Linked DNA regions of Mus musculus: region 1 is linked to region 2. A link is a loop called in an ENCODE intact Hi-C map of the cell type or tissue named here. Cell type or tissue: heart. All regions are shown on one strand. Each heading gives the region's core, and the rest is flanking DNA. Links, peaks and the distances in the headings are about the cores only. Region 1 overlaps Antxr1 (anthrax toxin receptor 1). Region 2 overlaps Antxr1 (anthrax toxin receptor 1).

Region 1 (8,893 bases), core at 642-8,641, 54 kb after region 2:
AGAGATTCCGGGGATGGCGTCTCACCATCTGCCTTGGTAGCAAGCACGTTCACCCAGGGAGACATGACAAAGGCCCAGAGACACCGCTCTTAAAACAAGCATGGATGTTTTCTTCCTTTTTAGAACGTGCATTCCAATAGGCTTAAGTTAAATGTACACCTTAGAATGAATGTGTGCAATGCAGTCACTCTCCTGCTGTGTGCTAATGGCAGCGCCCATTGCTCCACTGTCTTCTGAACAGGGATTGCTGGGAGTCTGCCACAGCTAATGGACCAGGTGACCCCTGATGATCCCTGTGTACTGCTGATTCCTCTCCTACAACACACAGGGAGACCACTGTCACTGCTAATATATAGTGTGGATTTTATTTGGTATATGCTAGGCACAGTTCATGAGACCTGCCTTGGTAAAGGGAAGACCTGTTGAATAAAGCATCACTTAGAGAATTAAAACAAGGCCGTGAAATGCTCTGTCAGTCAAGCACTTGATGCGGGAAGGTGAGGACCCGAGCCCTAGCACCCGTGCCAAAGCATGGCAGCAATGTGATCTCCCAGTGTCGTGAGGGAACAAGAGAAGTGCTGGGGCTCTGTGGCCAGACAGTCCAGCTGAATTAGCCAGCTGCAGATACAGCGAGAGACCCTGGGGCTGGAGAGGTGGCTCAGACGATAAGAGCTCTGACTGCTCATCCAGCGGTCCTGAGTTCAATTCCCAGCAACCACATGGTGGCTCACAACCACCTGTAATGGAATCCAATGCCCTCTTTTGTCGTGTCTGAAGACAGCTACAGTGTACTCATACTTGAAATAAATAAATCTTTAAAAAAAAAAAAGAGGAGAGAAAAAGGTGGACAGGAGAAGGGGAAGACAGCACACATTGACCTCGGGCCTTCATGAGCACCTGCGGATATGGACTTAACACATGTGAACGAACAGACATAAATGAATGTCACAGAAAAGGCTTGGGAACTCTTTATCCACCAAGAAGTGAGAACATGGCTGAAAACATCCTTTGCAGGAGTATGAGGTTTAGACCTGCTCATCACAGCAGCCTGTGGACCAAGGCCTATTCATGGTTCCTCTGACCAAAGAACCAGAACTGAGTGAAAACAGCCACTTCCCATTGAGACACTCACACCTTTCAAAAGCAGCTGTGCAATTGTGTGCACCCGGAATATAGTCAAATGTCACATAAAACAATACCACATGTCTATGTGACAGATGACTCATTTTTTATATGCATGGCCATTTTCCCTGCATGTATATCTGTGTACCATGTACATGCCAGGTGCCCACAGAGGCCAAAAGAGAGCATTGGATGCCCTAGAACTGAATGCAGACAGGTGTGAGTTATCACACAGGTGTTGGGAATCGAACTTGGGTCCTCTGGAAGAGCAGCCAGGGATCTTAGGTAAGCCATCTCTCCAGCACTCACAATTCAAATTTTAATGTAGGAGCAAAAATGAGAATCTGCAACTAAAGTAAAAGTGAGTTCTTAGTTCTGGCTATTGATCAGTTCACCAGAAAAGAGGCGTCCTCAAGGAGTCAAGGAAATTTTTTCCTTGGGGGAAAAATCCTGATTCCCACTGCACCACCTGGAAGTGAGGGGCCCAGAGAACTATGGGGTGAATATGGGGTTCCCAAGCATTAGACACAGCTGAGCAGAGGACATGGGACTGTCTCTTCCCTTCCCTCCATAAATGTTTTGACGCCCCTAATTGCTTAATTGCTTTTATTTGATGGAAGACATGCTCATTTAAAGAGACAGAAGGAAGAAGGTGTGGGCTTACAGTTGTGGCTTTAGATCCAGATAGCTGATGTCTGAGTTATACTCTGGTGGATGGAAGAATGTTCCAGACCAAGCGAGGGGATGTGGGGCACTGGTCACATGGAGGTGCGCAGGGCTCTCTGCAGTGACCATGTCTGCTTTCAATCTCTATTCTAGGTCTCACCCTTGTTGTTGAGAGACCTCCAAGAGGGTGGGGCAGAGACCTCCATGTGGGTGGAACTCAGAAGTTTGGTATGAAGCTCAGTCTTCATTTGGTTTATTATCTTGCTCTGCACCCAGTGACAGAACACCATGAGGTAATGCTTTTGGCAGATGGGACCAAGATTCCATGTTCACTGTTTCTTCAGTGGTCTTGAATAGATGTTGTTTTTCTAGAAGTTAACTTCTGTGTGACAGCCATCACTGTCCCCATGTGTCCTTACTGTAAGGTTATGGCTTCTTGTTCTCTGAAGTAAAAATGGTGGACGGCTCTCGAGTTACAATGAGACAACTCTAGTGCGTGTTCTTTTCCCCAGAGACTATTTAGGAGGCTACTCTAGGATTGACCAGGATTTCCAACAGCCCGAGGGGGTGATGTATGACCGTAGAGTTGATTGCAGTGAAGAAATAGGTAGAGTGAGCTCCCAAGGATCAGGATCAAGTATCTAGATTGTGAACAGGGTGATGTCCTTCATAGACACAGAGGGTCCTTGTTCAGTAGGACAGACTGACTGAGCTCTGGAAGAGTAAGACTTAGACTACTTTTGCATAGTCCAGAACCTTCCACAAGGCTGCATTTTGTTGAACTTATCATTCATTCATGATCACTCTTTACAGCTGGTGCTGTGCTCAGACATAATGGAAAAGGGGGTCTGCTTGTGGATTCCAAGGAAGCCTTTATGACTAAAAGCCCAGCTCTATTAGCATATTCCACTGCTAGAGACCCCGTGAAGAAACAAGGAAAGGACTCCCTAGGGGCTGGGACATACTCAGTTGGTAAAGTGCCTGCATAGTGTTCACGAGGTCCTGATTCCATCTCCAGCACCCCATAAATCAAAGCTTGTAGCACACCTGTGAACTCAGCTCTCAAGAGGTAGAGGCAGAAGATCCTCGGCTACATAGAGAGTTCAAGGCCAGTTACAGAAGAACATGTCTGGAAGAGGGGCAAGAGAGAGGAGAGGAAAGCTGTCTTTCACATGGGGCAGTGATGAACCGGCATCCGGTCCCTGTAGAGCTTGAGTAGGCAGTGAACCAGCCCGGGACTTGAGTCACTTCAACTGTGTAAGGATATCAGGGGAAGATGTTCACAGACAATCTTGTGCACCCAACAACGTGAACATTAACAGAGCAATGTCTTCCTCGGAACTGGCTCCTCTTGTTCAAGGACATTGGGTTCCTCTGAGGAATGTGCTGCTCCCCTGCCTGCACCCCTCCACACACCCCTCCATCGTTCCTCTGTTGTTTGGGTCTCCTGCCTACAAATTTACCAGCCTGGAGAGCCACAAGTTCTGCCCTATGCCACTTTACTATTACACAGACAGAGGTGACAGCAGCACTACACAGGGGAGACACCATAACAATTCAAGATCTCCATTAGGCTGATCCAAAGAGGCAGTCACTGACCAAACTGATTTAGACAGGGGCCACAGACTAGTAAACATCACAGTGAACACGGTGACACAGAAAAAAAAAAGCTTTAATATTTAAGAGTTTCCTAAAGTGAAAAATGTCTAACATTTTCATTACACATTGCATTCTTACAATCAAAATAACCAAGCTGAAATGATGAGTAAAAATCATCTAAAAATCCGTGGCTTCACCTATGAGGAAGGGGCTGAAGATCTTCGATGAGTTGTTTAGCCTGAGAGCAGGCAGGTGTACTCAGACTCATAGCTGCTGCTATTGAGGGAGCAAAACCCATACTCTGTGCCCCTGTGAGCTTAGACCCTGACACATGAACACTGAGTGTCCTCGCTTCCACCTTGTCCCATCCACAGTCACTGTGGCTGCTGTCCGCTTTGACAGAGCGGCCAGGTCTTTGTCTCTGTGTAGCAATGAAGGTGATGAGGTCAGGCTACTGTGTCAGCCATCTTTCACAGATGGTCTGTGTCAGTACAGTCAGGTTATCTCTGGCAGTAGCAAGCCAAAAGTAAGTACAACTAATATCCTAAAATAAACTAGGATCTCCTCAGAAGGTACACTGTTCAATGCCTGCAGTCTTTCAAGATTGCCCCTTTATTCCCATAAAAAATATCACCCTTGGGCATAGTAGGTAAAGTACTTGCCCTGGTCTGATTTCCAGAACATGGGTGTTTGTTGATTTGTTTACCAGGCATGGCAGTGTGCACCCAGAACCCCAGCTCTGGGGATGTGGAAACAGGCAGATCCCTGAGGCCACCTGGAGAGCCAACCCCGCTGAGTCAGCAAACTCCAGGTTCAGTGAGAAGCCCTGTCTCAAAAGTCAAGGTAGAGAACAACTGAGGAAGTCACTTGGGACTGACCACGGCCTCTGTGCACACACAGAGATTGCTGAATCCCATCTGGACTCAGGTTGTGCCTAATAAAGAAGCAGCAGTCATACGACTCTCCCTCCCTTGAGAGCTGTACCCTGAAACCGCAAACCTGGCTTGTTCTGCATCCAAGTGCCCACTGCCCCACCATCAGCTCAGGTGCTCTACACAGGCAAGCGGGACTATGGGATGTGCTGGACAGCTGTGGGGCAATGCTCAGACTCATGCAACACCTAGCTCCGATCCCACACAGCTGCTGTCTCAATTCCCCAAAACATATGCCTGGGGCTGCTGGCACCTTTAAAAACATCACTTTTCCAGGCCAGGAAGATGGCTCAGACCATGTGAGAACCACCCAACCAGCCCTCCGTGCTCTCTATACCTTCATCTCTTTGCCTGTCCCGTCCTCAAATCCCTTTCCACAGACGTTTACCAACACTGGATGTGACGGCCCTCAAAGCCCATGGCACAGCTTTAAAAAGTATAGATAAGTACTCTGATAATCCTTCACTCCTCAGTGGCCATATCTAGGGACTTCCCCTTGCTAACGTGCCGGCATCTTAAGAACATCTCAGTATGAGAACCTAAAGGACTCCTCAATTTTTAACTGTGAAACTTGGGAGTAGTCTGAACACGCCATCTGTGTAGGGCCCAGAACAGGGTGTCAGATCTCAAGACAAGATGTCTGAGGGTCCCCCACACCCACAACCGTGTCTGCTTTCATCGTCGTGACAAACACTTCAGAAAGCTACCTTAAAAGAGGAAGTTCGCTATGGCTCACCCTTTCAGAAGTTTCAGCCTCAGTTTGGCTGGTCCCACTGCCTGGGTAGAATACTGCGAGCACGTGACAGAGAAGGCTGCACTCCTCATAAACAGTGAGATAGGAAGAGACAGGACGGAGGTGGGGCGTGAGCTGAGCAGAGGCACACAGAGGTGACGTTAAACCCCAGGTCCCTCTGCAGCGCCACGGCCTCCTTCCTCAGCTCCCCAGTCAGCCTACTAACGGAACACGGGGAGGTGCCTGGTACTGTTCCAGAAGCTTCTTCCAGACCATATACTACAACAAAGTGCTGAGCTTTGAAAGAGGGGGGCACTAGAAAACACAAAGGCACCAGGTGGAAATGGCTGCAGCCACAAGAAGACAAGGCTTCTGGGCCCAGGGCCATCACTTCTCACAGCTGCGTTCCTCTGCCTCCTACCCAGCCACATCTGTCAGCCACATCTGTCAGCCTCGGGAACCTCTTCCTTAGTTAAATGGGAGGGGTCAGCGACCACAGCCTCAGAGGGGACACTGAGCCAAACCGCTGCCGTTCACAGCGGGGTCCTCCAGGGCTGAGCAACCTGGGTCTTAGTAAGCATGAGGTCACCTTTCCTCTCCCAGGAGTCTCAGGGTTATTTGAGTTCATGACTGAATTCACTCCAGGGCTGGTCTCCGAGAAAGGCCCTATGAGGCCCAGCTCTATCGCTAGCCATTGTGAGTCAGAGACCCGTGGAAGGCCGATCACTTGAAGGCTGCGGAGTTGACCATCAAGGCAGGAGTACACACAGGCCACTCTTGTCCCACAGCTCTCCTCAGTTCATTGGAAGAGGAAAGTGTGGGAGTCACAGCAGTGAGCAGAAAACATGGGAAAGCAGAGAAGTGAGTAGAGTAGCCAGAGCCTGGTTAGGCACCCAAAATGGCGTTTGCCCTGCTGGTAAGGCATTGTACAATCAGGAGGGACCAGGCGATGCCACCCATTTAGGCACATTCATTTAAAGTATCCCGTCTCAAAATTGTGTTCAGGCCTCCAGTAGGCTCCAGTGTCCTTCCTTATTATGAAACCAGGTACAGCTGAGCCTGAGGTGAGCCTGGGTCAGAATACAGACCAGCGGCATTTCTTTGATGCAGGAGACACCAGCCGAGATTCTTCCTAAGTCCAGTCCTTAGGAACAAATAGGCTTTGTTAGGGCTGGGCACCCAGCTCAGCAGCAGCAGCAGCCTCGCCCAACATGCCCATGGCTTCAGCTCCACTACCCACCCACTGCCACCCAGGTTGTTTTTAATTTAGGAATTATCAAGACTATTTATACCCTACCCTCTCTAATAGGTTTAAGGCAGGTCTTTCTTTTAAAGATTCTTTCTGAAATCTAACTAGGAGTGTTATGAGTGATTTCTCCCCAGATCATACAGAACATCAGCCTGGCCCAGCCCGCGTATCTTAGAGCTGATGAGGTCTCTCCTGAACCACAGAAATGAGGCTGGTCGGTACCAGGGCACTGCAGGCCTGGCTGTACAGGGTTTCATAATGAGGAAGGATATTGGAGCCTAGTGGAGGCCTGAAAACAATTTTGAGGTTGGATCACTTAAATTAATGCTCCTAAATGAATCCCAGATTCTCGGGGCTATAAATTTTCCATTTCTCTGACCGTACAACTGCAGATGTCATCTGAGAGCCTCCAGGGCTCCGGAGAACTGTCCGCCTTTGGTTTCAGTTTAGGAGGCAGGCAGGGTCACGGTGAGCCTCACCTGAGAACAGCAGGACATCCAGTTACCTAGCGGAAATTAAGAGGCACCCCCAAAGCTCTGCCTAACCCCGGGATGTCACCGCGAGAGCCTGCCGTAGCCTCTAGATACTTAGTCCTGTGGCCTCTCCTTTGCAATTAAACTTTTTCTTTAGGATTGCCTTTCTTGAATTATATAATTTTGGATCACCCATCAGCTGATCCAGCAAAAACTCAATAAATCCAAACAAGGTGTTCAGTATGGTCTCCCCATGTGGGCAAAGGCCCAGAGGCCTTCAGCCTTATCATCCCACCAACCCCTAGGAGTGGTCCTTATCCCAAGACCGGAAGGAGAGGTCACGCGCTTCACTTTGTTGTGGTGGTGGTGGTTGTTGTTGTGGTTATGGTTGTTGTTGTTGTTGTTATGGTTGTTGTTGTTTGGTTTTGGTTTTGTTTCTTTTTCTGCTCTTCATTTTTAAGACACAAGCTAGACCTGCACATATCTCTTCTGTTTCATTTCCATTGCTGCAAAGGAGGCCATGAGTCTGGTCGCCATTTTCTCCCCCCTGATCCACCTTGTCTGAGGCAGGCTGGGAAACGTGGTCATGTGCCCGGGGCAACTCAGTCTCCACTGTTGAAGAGAAAAGGGACAAGAAACAGTAGATAGTTGACTTCCAGGAGCTCCCTCGCCAAATGCCAACCTGTTAGGGCCTTTGTCCTTCATTGTGCGAATCTGAGGGGAAGACACAGAGTCTGTACGGAAGCTGCTCACTGGCAACTGTATGCAAGTCACACAGACAGAAGTGAGGGCGTGGTTAAATTGTTATTATCTCTACTTTAGGGAAACACACTTTAAATGTCTATAGGCATAGAGAAAGAAGTTATCCTAAAGACAACATTCCTCACATTGTGAGAAGGAGGGGGAGGAGGACGAGGAGGGAGAGGAGGAGGAGGAGGAAATCACTGCCCTTTCAGATGTGAGACTACACATGAGAGCAGAAGCAGATTTGAGCTATGCACGGGATGAACCATAATTTTGTAATTCTACATTTTCATGTCCAAGCTAAATAATGCTCTTGGCAAAGCAATTTGAGTTTGTCTCTGGCACTAACTTTTTAAGGCAATACCTCAACACAAATAAAATAATATATAGAAACACTGCACTAATGAGGGGTCTAAGTTAGAGGTCCTCAACTGGACCCCAGAGGAAGCCAGGAGAAATGTCTGAGACAGAGGGCAGAAGATGAGAGAAGGAAGACCAAGCAAAAACCACTCACCCCGGCTCAGGCATCCACACGGCACACTGTGCCACGGGCTTTTCTCAAGTCACAGAGAAGTGCGCTAAAGCAATGGCATTGCTGAGACCTCTCCAAAACAACAATTAAAACCAGGCTTTCTGGCAAGGTAATCCCTGTGCAGCTGGCAGGACCCACAGAGTGCCCAGTGAACTCCCTGTCTCCAGTGAGGGGCCGATGGTCGATGCCAGCAGCTGGGTTTTAGAAGAGCAAACTTAAACAGTGTTTAGGGTGCACCATGATGGGTTACCATTCGTTACAAGCTCCTTCCTCCAACAAATGTTGCCAACCTAGTCCTCCTCCAAAACCCAGCCCACACATCTGTCTGAGTTCTTGTCTTCCTGCCCTGGTCGGTCAGAACAGAGACCCAATCCCTGTTTAGTAAGTCTCGCTTTTGTCTCTTGCTCATGATTCCTTGATCACACTCAGATACACATTCATGCAATTTGTGTGCATGTGCACACACACGTTTTCAGGACTAAGACCTATAAACAGGGCTGGAGAGATATCTCAGGCAACAGAGTGTTTGCCTTACAAGTCTGCGGACTTGAGTTCAGTTCCCAGAATACACATTTTTTTTTAAAAAAAAATCCAAGGGGCTGGAGAGATGTCTTATTGGTTAAGAGCTCTGGCTACTCTTCCAGAAGACCTGGGTTCAATTCCCAAAGCCCACATGTGTGGCTCACAACTGTCTGTGATTCCAGTTCCCTTTGGTGGCCTCTGCAGCCAGCCCAAGTGGTGTGCAGGCATACATGCAGGTAAAGCACCTATACACATAAAATACATATTTTCTTTAAAAATCACACATGCTTGAAGTCCCAGGGCTTGGGGTGTAGAGACAGT
Region 2 (8,893 bases), core at 506-8,505:
GTAATCCCAGTTCAAAGCAATCTGACACCCTCTTCTGGCCTCTGTGGGTACTGCACACACATAATGTACAGACAGACAAGCAGGTACACATACATACACATAAATCTCACAAATTAAACACAAAATCTTATGGAAACCCATCGAAACAATGCTGAGCTCAATAAAATTTTCATTCTTTTCAATATCTTGAACTCTTAACTTTTCACTACGTATGTTTGTGTGTGTGTGTGTGTGTGTGTGTGTGTGTGTGTAAGTTAGATAACAACTTGCAGAAGTGAGTTCTCTCTTTCCACAGTGTGGGTCATAGAGATCAGATTCAGGTAATCAGGCTTGCCAGCAAGCACTTTTATCCACTGAGCCATCTTGCTAGCCTGGATACCACAAATTATTAATAAAAACACTGCAGAAAAATACATGGGTTTTGCTCTGGTATATAAAGAATGAGCATGCATGTTGTGACTGGGAGCATGAAGACGGCAGGCACAGAAGTGCTCCCTAGAGTGAAGACTAGCCAGAAAGAAAGACATCATGGCTTGAGCCCACTGCTCCTGGTATTTGCTCAGCACTGTCTGAGATAGAAAAATCTGCTGTTGTCTTGCCTGGTTACTCTCTCCATTAAAAATAAACCATCTATGGAGTTCTGATGAGGCCGTGTCATGCAAGATCCTCAGCTTTGTACCCTGTCCATGCATGACTATGGTTCATGTAGAGCAAAAGAGGACTCCAGACCCCCACTGTCTTCTCTCTAGAGTCCCACAGTTCTCTCCCTGGTTTCAGCAAGGTCTCCCATGAAGCCTCCCAGGCTCCCTTTGCACCCCTGCCTCTCCCAGCACCCCATATTTTTTCACTGTTATCCAAGCTCCTCTCTCCCATGCTGAAGGCTTTCTTCTTCCATTTGGTCCCTGGTTCATAAAACCAGGACTCATGCCTATCTCTTAGGCGTTGTATATGATTCTCCTACAAAAAGAACACACACTCAGGACTTACTTGATTGCACACATGTAAATGGAAGCAAGAAAGCACATGAGCATGTGTGCATGAATGTGTGGAATTTGCATGTGTGCATGCATGTTTGGAATTTGCATTTCCTGCTCAGCTCACCACCAGCCAGTCAACTGTGTCCCCTCAGTGACACTAAATAGAATCATACCATATTTCTCTACATCTGAGGGTGACCATTCTATGAATTCTGCCACCACTACCTCACACACAAAACTAAAGTTAAGTGTTCACTTAATTTCTCTTTGGCCTTTGAAAAGTCATCTTTCAAGCTAGTACAATTTCTCAGTTTTGTGATTTAAAAACAAAAAACTGTCATGCCTCCCACACATGATCAAACATACATGGGATGGACCTGTGTTGTAACGACACGGATTGTGCGTGCAATGCTCAAGTTGTCCGGGAAACTGGCTTGTGCACGGTGCTGAGAAGCAAACTGCCAAGCCGCAGGGCAGCAAACGAACTTGGAAGCTGGAGTTTAGAAACAGAATGGGCCTGAGTGCTGGCTAGACCAGCAGCAGTTACCCCTCAGTCCCCGATGCTCTGAGATTTCCCACCATCATTAGAGACCTGGGCTGCTCTGGGAGACTTTGAATATCTTAACTGCCCTCCAAAAAATGATGCAGGAGGACTGAGAGGCCAGAAGTGAGGCTGGCACCATTACGTGTTGAGTGTTTACTTGGGAGCAGGACTTTGAGAACAATAGGAAGTGCTTCCTGTACCTTCTCCTTTAGAGGAGCGCATGCTCATTCTTTCCAGAAGTAGTGACTGAGCAACGAGCTCTGAGTTACGGGTCAGAGACAAAGGCTGGCCACATGTGCTTGCATCTTCTAGAAGCTCAGAGTCCACTGTGGCAAAGAGAGTTGTGAATGCAGCTTAGCGGTCACTGCCAATAGTGTAGACCACAAAGGGTAAGATCTACGCCTGAGGCCCAGGAAGCCACATAGCTGGACTCGTCCCAGGCTGAGACAGTTCAATATGCATCGGAGTCCAAGAGAAGAGGCAAAGGCATGCCTTCAGAGCCAAGGGTATGATGTCCTCACCCCATGACAGTAGAGGCACCTGAGCGACCAGATATCAGGGCAAGGACACTGTCACCGTTGACGTAGAGTATCCCAAGGCTGCTGAGTTTTTGGTTTATTTATTGGTAGTTCCTTGCCTTCGTTAGCTTTAGTTGTCAACTTGACACAGTCTATAGTCACCTGAGAGGAAAGCCTGGAATGAGGGATCAGATTGGCCTGACCATAAGGGATGGTCTTGATTGTTAATGGATGAGGAAGGGCCCAGCCCACTGTGGATGGCACCATTCCCTAGACAGGTGATCCCGGGCTGTGTAAGATTGCTAACTGAACAGGGAGCACAGCCAGCAAGCAAAGTTCCTTCACAGTTTCTGCTCCAAGTTCCTACCTGAGCTCCTGCCCCGACTTCCCTCAGTGGTGGACTGGGACTTGAAAGTATAAGCCAGATCAATCCTTTCTTTCCTCTAAGTTGCTTTTAGTCAGAGTGTTTTATTATAGCAACATAAAGGAAACAATAACATCTTTTTTTAAGACTGGGTGTCAGTGTGTAACTCATTCTGGTCTCCAACCTGAGACCCTCTTCCCTTGTCTCACAAGCCCTGGAATTGCAAACCTGTGCCACGAAAGACTTAGGGCTAGGGTTTTGTTCAGCTGTAAAATTCTACAGCACAGCACTGTGGGAATGTTTAACCTAACACAAAACACAGTTCTGCCCAGAGCAGATTGATACAGACTGATTAGGGATAAGCTAATTCATGGTTCTAAGACTGTCATCACCACACCCTTGATGTAGGCATTATTTGTGAACCTTCTAAAAATGTCTGGTCTCAGTCTGTTGGGAAGATAGTACACCCATAGTTCTGTATAGCAAGAAACTCTCTACATGATTCTAATATTGGAAAATTTGGTAACTGCTGAGCTCATTGAAATTAGTACATGGTTCTGTTAATAGATTCATTAGTCTAGCTGTTGCCCTGGACCTGTGTAGACCACAGAGAGGCCCATATGTTAGCAGGCATCCCTTGGCAGTGAGAGACCAGGTGTAGGATGCAGAGGGGCCTGTGGGAGTGTGAGGGGTGCAGCTCGTACGCAAACAATGCCGAGACCTAAGTAGACTATAGAGAAAGAGGCCAGGAAATCCTGTCTGTTCAGTATCAGGTCTTGTTCCATGAGACAAGCACCTGTCTCCCAGGAGTTTGTGCCATATCCAGCTCCTATCATGGGAAGAAGTAACAGGCAAGGAGAGGGATATAAAAGCATGAGTCTGGGAAGGTGTCCCAGTAGTTACAGAGGGCAGGGTTCAGTTCCCAGAACCTATATAAAAGCTCACAACCTTCTGTAAGCCCAGTTCCAAGGGACCAGACACCCTCTTCTGACCCCCAAGGACACCAGGCGCTTCTGTGATACATTTAGATACACAGAGGCAAAACATTCATACACACGAAAAATAAAAATAAAACAAATCTTTAAAAGCATATAGGAAGCCGGGAGGTGGTGGTGCACGCCTTTAATCCCAGCACTTGGGAGGCAGAGGTGTATTTCCGAGTTCAAGGCCAGCCTGGTCTACAAAGTGAGTTCCAGGACAGCCAGAGCTACACAGAGAAACCCTGTCTCAGAAAAAAAGAAAGAAAGAAAGAGAGAGAGAAAGAAAGAAAGAAGAAAGAAAAGGAAAGGAAAGGAAAGGAAAGGAAAGGAAAGGAAAGGAAAGAAAAGAAAAGAAAAGAAAAGAAAAGAAAAGAAAAGAAAAGAAAAGAAAAGAAAAGAAAAGGACAGACATATAGGAAGTTGTAGTGGAGAACCTCTCAGTGGATGATAGCTAGGCTGTGACCTCCTGCCCTTCATGTGCACGGAGGTTTGACTTCCACTTTGAATGCACTGCCCAGTGAGAAGGAACATCGGATAGCTCCAGTGGTCACGTGGCCAGAGTGCACTCAGTTCCAAAGCACAGCTGCTGAGTCAGCGAGAGCAAGCTGAGCTTCGAGAAATAAAAGCGCTTATGAGCACTTCCAAAGGAGAGAGAACAGCACGCAAACTATCAACGTCGTGCATCAGCTGGCTTCATAGCTATGAAGAGGGCTTTCCAGGCCTCGCAGCTGAACTTGACTCCAAGCCACAATGGCCAGACTGTGGTGATCAGCACGCCCCAAGCTTTCCATGCCGCATGTCTGATCTGCCTTCACTGTATCTCCAGCAACCACCTTGGGTGCACACAAGAACCTGAACTTGGCTAGAGTGTACACCAGTGGTAGAGCGTTTACCTACATGTGTGTGTAGTCCCCAAAACTACAGAGTTTCTCTCCTCTGATTCTCCTTTCTGCTCCTTTTCCATCTCTATCCTCCCCTGTGCCCTCCACCCTCAGTGACCTCCTTTCTGCTTTTACATCCCATGAGTCCTATCACGCCAACTTCCACCCCTCTGCCCTCTCTTACAGACCCCTCTTTAGTTTCATAACCAATATCCACATTCACCCTCACTAGTATGTGAATACATAAAAACATGAAGAGCTACAAACCACCTGTGAGACAGAAAGTGCACTGTTTTCCTGAGTCTGGATCACATCCTATAATATAATAACTTTCAAGATCCATCTATTCTCCAAATTTCATTACTTCATTTTTTTTAAGTTAAATACAATTTCGTTATATAGCAGGGGCTGTGTTTTCATGAAGGCTGTGGGGCACACAAGAGAATGTGTGTTTTCCCGTGCTCAGAGCCTTGTACAGGGTGGCCCGTGTACTGCTGTTGGCATACGAATGATTCCATCTGGCTCTTCTGTGCCAGGCCAGGCTGGGCTCACCAGCTCAAAGCAATTGGGGGCCCTCATCATTGTCTCTGTCAGCCACTCAGCAGGCAAGGCCAGGTTAGAGCCCAGTTTCTGTTTAGCTGAACATGGTAGGTAGTTTGCTTATCAGAAATTGATGTGCCTAGTTTGCAGTGGATTCCTGTGGACTCTGGACTACAGATTGTGGTCCTTGTGATCAGTATTAGTGCGTCATGTGTGATGCCATTGTCTTCGGGGCTCTGTTCAGATTTGGCCCATTTAGGATATGGGATAGATGTTCAATAAATGTGAAGTAGGATAAATGAGAGTCGGTCTGAGTGGCAGTCTCCCAGTGCTGCGCGCGCGCGCGCGCGTGTATGTGTGTGTGTGTGTGTGTGTTTGTGCGCGCGCGCGCACACGCGCGCACATGCAGGTGCGTGTGTGCATGCATGTGTGCATGTGAGTGCTTGTGCATGTATGCCTGTGTGCATATGGAAACCAGAGTTAGAGGTTAAATGTCTTCCTCACTTTATTTTTGAGACAGCCCTGGAGTTCATGGATCAGCCCAGGTTGGCTAGCCAGGAAGCCCCAAGGGTTGCCCCATCTCCGCCTCCCTAGTACTTGGATTACAGGCACAAAACTCCACATCTGGCTTTTACACGGGAGGCTAGGACTGAACCCATCCCTCAGTCCTCATGCCTGCACAGCAAGCACTTTACCGGCAGAGCCTTCTCCCCACCTTGCAGTGTACTACCTCGTACGAGGCTGCTGACACCCCTGAATCCCATGTCCACTGTCCAGACAGACACCAGGCTCCTGTCTCGGGAGGTTATAGAGCCAGCCACACAGTCACCTGGCTTATGTGGAGGGCTATTAATGATGCGGACAAGGGGAGGGTGCCTTCATCTGCGCACTATCTCTATAGCACTGGCACCGCACACTGCTGCTCAGGGTGACTCAACTCCTGCAAGGGTTATGGGTTTGTTCTGCTTCATTGATGAGGCTGCAGGAGACCCAGAGGCTTCTCGAATCCTCACCATTGTGAGAAGGCCGGTCTGACACCTGCGCTAGGCTTCCATGATGTGAAGGAGCAGCCTTGAGCCTGTTCAGAGCTGGGGACATTGTCTTCTCCACAGCATCTGCCTCTTTGCAAACATCCTGCCAATGCCCCCTTCTCCTCCCATTGAAGTTGCTACCCCACCTCGTCATCCCTTCCTCCAGCTTCCAGCCATTTCCTGTTTTAAAATAATCTGCTGTCTCTGAAAGGATGGCAGGTTAGCAATGGGCAGTAACAGTCTTCCCCAGAGGTTCCCCTGAGGGAGTCTCAGAAGGGAATTGAGTGGGTGAGCAAAGTCACAGCTTCCCACAGCAACAGGAAGTGGAAGCAGATGAAACAGAAGTCCTAAACCCCAGGAGGCCTTCGTCTCTGCCTCCTCAGTTAATGAGTATCGTCCAGTACCATCCTCCGATGCTTGGAGCTCCTCAGTCCACTGCTGCTGTGGGGAGCCCGTCTAATCAGTGGAGATAATGTTCTAGACCGTGCGTGATGGAGACAGAGTTGGGGACCAGAGCCCTAGAGAGCGCTCCATATTAATCAAAAGGAGGAGAAAGACACTTAGTAGGATGGCGAGGAGATGCTTGATGCTCCTAAGGGAGTCCTTGGTCAAGAGGCTAAAAGCTGCCTGAACTCCCATCTGCAAAAATGGGGCAATCCTGCTGCTGAGATGGCAAAGGTTACAGGACAAACTTTGTAAGCGCCAGATGCCACCTAAAGGGAATGTGGGGTCCCAGAATTCTAACAGTCAGTGTGGGTGAGGGTAGCTAGTTCCTGATAGTACAGGATCACAGTAGTTCATAGCCAAAGCCTTGGGAAGGACCTAAAGTCCCGCTAACTGCTGACGTGCCTTTTATAAGTAGACTTATCGGGCCAATCACCATGTTAAGAAAGGGACTCACAGTGACTGGAATGCTGTCTGTGTGTCTTTCTCCACGAATTGGACAGATGGACAGTTGAAGAACAGCCTTGTACATAGTTACTGACATACATTTGCATCCGAATTGTCTGTGCCTGGAAGCGATCCCTGGGCAGCCCTCCTCTGCTGCCTTCTCTCAGGGGTGTCTCAGCTTGACTCATGTCCTCTCTCTCTATGGACCCAGTGAGGTCAGTGACAGGAGCTCCAGCCATGTAAGCCTGGTCTGTACCTAGCTGGTATCTGCAGCACCTTTAACTCACGCGTGCATCACCGTTCTTTGTTAATGTGTAGAACAGACTGTTGGGTGGAAACGGGAGTGGCTTCCTGAGTGACCAGGTGAACAAACTAATGAGCGTAGCTGCCCTGGTGGGACAAACCAGCTGGGGAACACGTTGCTCTACACGAGACTACAACGCAGAGAACACCCAGGCCCTGCTCTCATTGGGCTACTCTGACCAGCCAGACTTCATAGATGAAGTCCCCTGCTCTGGGCTGTTCCTATGGGATTACAGACATGGCAGACATCTTAGAAAGCAGGAGACTAGCGACTCCCACTGACCTGTTCTTTTCATTTACAGATCATCAAGGAGGTCCCTCCACCCCCTGTTGAGGAGAGTGAGGTAAGTGTCCCAAGCTGGGTGCATCTGGTGGGAGGGTGGCAGAGTGGGGCAGCACTGACTGCTTATTTAGCCCCTTGCTGAGCAGGGCTGGGCCCCTGTTGCACGAGAAGAGGAGCCTCTGGACCTTTCCTGAGTAGGATAAACAGGAGCTGAGCAACTCTGGCAGCCAGAGCTAGCTGATTTCTTTCCACAAAAACCCATTTTCAAATGTGTACGTTGTCTGCTGTCTTTGTTTGTTTTTCTTTCAAGGATTTTGAAAGATTTTCTGGGAGTTTTTTAAGGGGATGAGTTTTTGGTTATTGTCATTTTGATATGCTGGGACCCAGGATGTCACACAATGCTACATAAGCTCTCCACCTGAGCTGCATCCCAATCCCTCGCCCTTTTTGGGGGGCGGGGGGGGGGGACAGGGTCTCCTGAGGCAAAGGTTGGCTTTTAACATATATATCACTCCTGCCTGAACCTACCAGCCCAGTGCCCAAATCACAAACATGTCTCACTCACCACACTCAGAATAAATGTTTTTATCACTACAGTGATCTGCGGTTGGAAGGGTCTAATTTTTCCTCTGAGACATTTTAGGATTTTTGTCTCACCGCAGCTGTGCTTCCCATGTACAGGTTATGGTAAATTTGCCACACTCTGCAGACAATCACTGCTTCTAACACTGATGCCAAGGAACCCATTTTTCTTTAATTTAAAACAGTATTATGTAAAATCTGCCAGGTGGTCATGAATCCACTCCAGAGAGGGGTATGCTAATATCCTGGCCTCGCTCTCAAATCCTCTCTGTCTACAAACTCTCCCACTAACAGGGCCAGGAAACCGCTGTGGTGCAGGGCAGCTCTACTAACCTAGCCAGGGTGTTAGCAGCTGATTGCTGGGTTAGAATTCCTGGCAAATGGCTTACATAACTTGGGGCAACTTGGGACCCTTAGAAGTAACACCTGCCAGTGTAGATGGCCTCAATCTGAAAACTTAGTGGGCCCAACAGGTATGTTGACAAGGTTTCCAGTTCTCAACTGGGTCCCTAAAGTCTTTTTGTATGCACCTCGGATACCACTGCTCAGTCCTGTCCCAGCTCAGCCTCCCTACACAGAAAGAAAGATGATTAAGTTAAAATTCCATAAGTTTCTTATGTGCTGAACACTGTGTGAACCCCAAGAGACTTAATAGCAGCAATCAATTAAAGCGCATCTCACAGGAATGTTAACTCTCTGCCCAGAAATCAAAGGAGAAAATTACATTGCTGTGCAGAGAGGATTAGAGAAAAGAACTCTCTCTCTCTCTCTCTCTCTCTCTCTCTTTCTCTCCCTCTCTCTTTCTCTCTCTCTCTCTCTCTCTCTCTCTCTCTCTCTCTCTCTCTCTCTCTCATTGCTGTGCAGAGAGGATGGAGAAAAGAACTCCTCCCTCTCTCTGCCCCCCTCTCCCCATGTCGAGTCTGTCTTTAACCTTCCAAGGGCAGGAACGGAAGCTGGTCCCACGGTTCTGTCTGAGTATCCCTGTGTTGTGTGCAGCTG

The links. Hi-C counts contacts between places; a loop is a spot of excess contacts. Peaks named below come from ENCODE experiments on the same cell type or tissue, not always from the same donor. Only the 100,000 strongest peaks of a DNase experiment are listed, where the experiment ranks them.
Region 1: it touches region 2 in a loop (2.3-fold over the local background); 2 of 42 quality-filtered maps call a loop at or near these places.

Annotation. Positions count from the first base shown.
Region 1 is chr6:87,149,315-87,158,207 of GRCm38, reverse strand. The region is part of intron 17 of Antxr1 (anthrax toxin receptor 1); the gene reads left to right. Among named protein-coding and RNA genes, the nearest start is that of D6Ertd527e, 49 kb to the right of the region's middle. In heart, for the core only: no CTCF peak of the experiment used is centred there; a DNase peak (open chromatin) is centred at 5,487; H3K27ac peaks cover 1,070 bases.
Region 2 is chr6:87,202,889-87,211,781 of GRCm38, reverse strand. It overlaps Antxr1 (anthrax toxin receptor 1), which reads left to right. Exons shown (of 18, transcript NM_054041.2): 14 at 7,332-7,373. Among named protein-coding and RNA genes, the nearest start is that of Gm38851, 16 kb to the left of the region's middle. In heart, for the core only: no CTCF peak of the experiment used is centred there; a DNase peak (open chromatin) is centred at 3,961.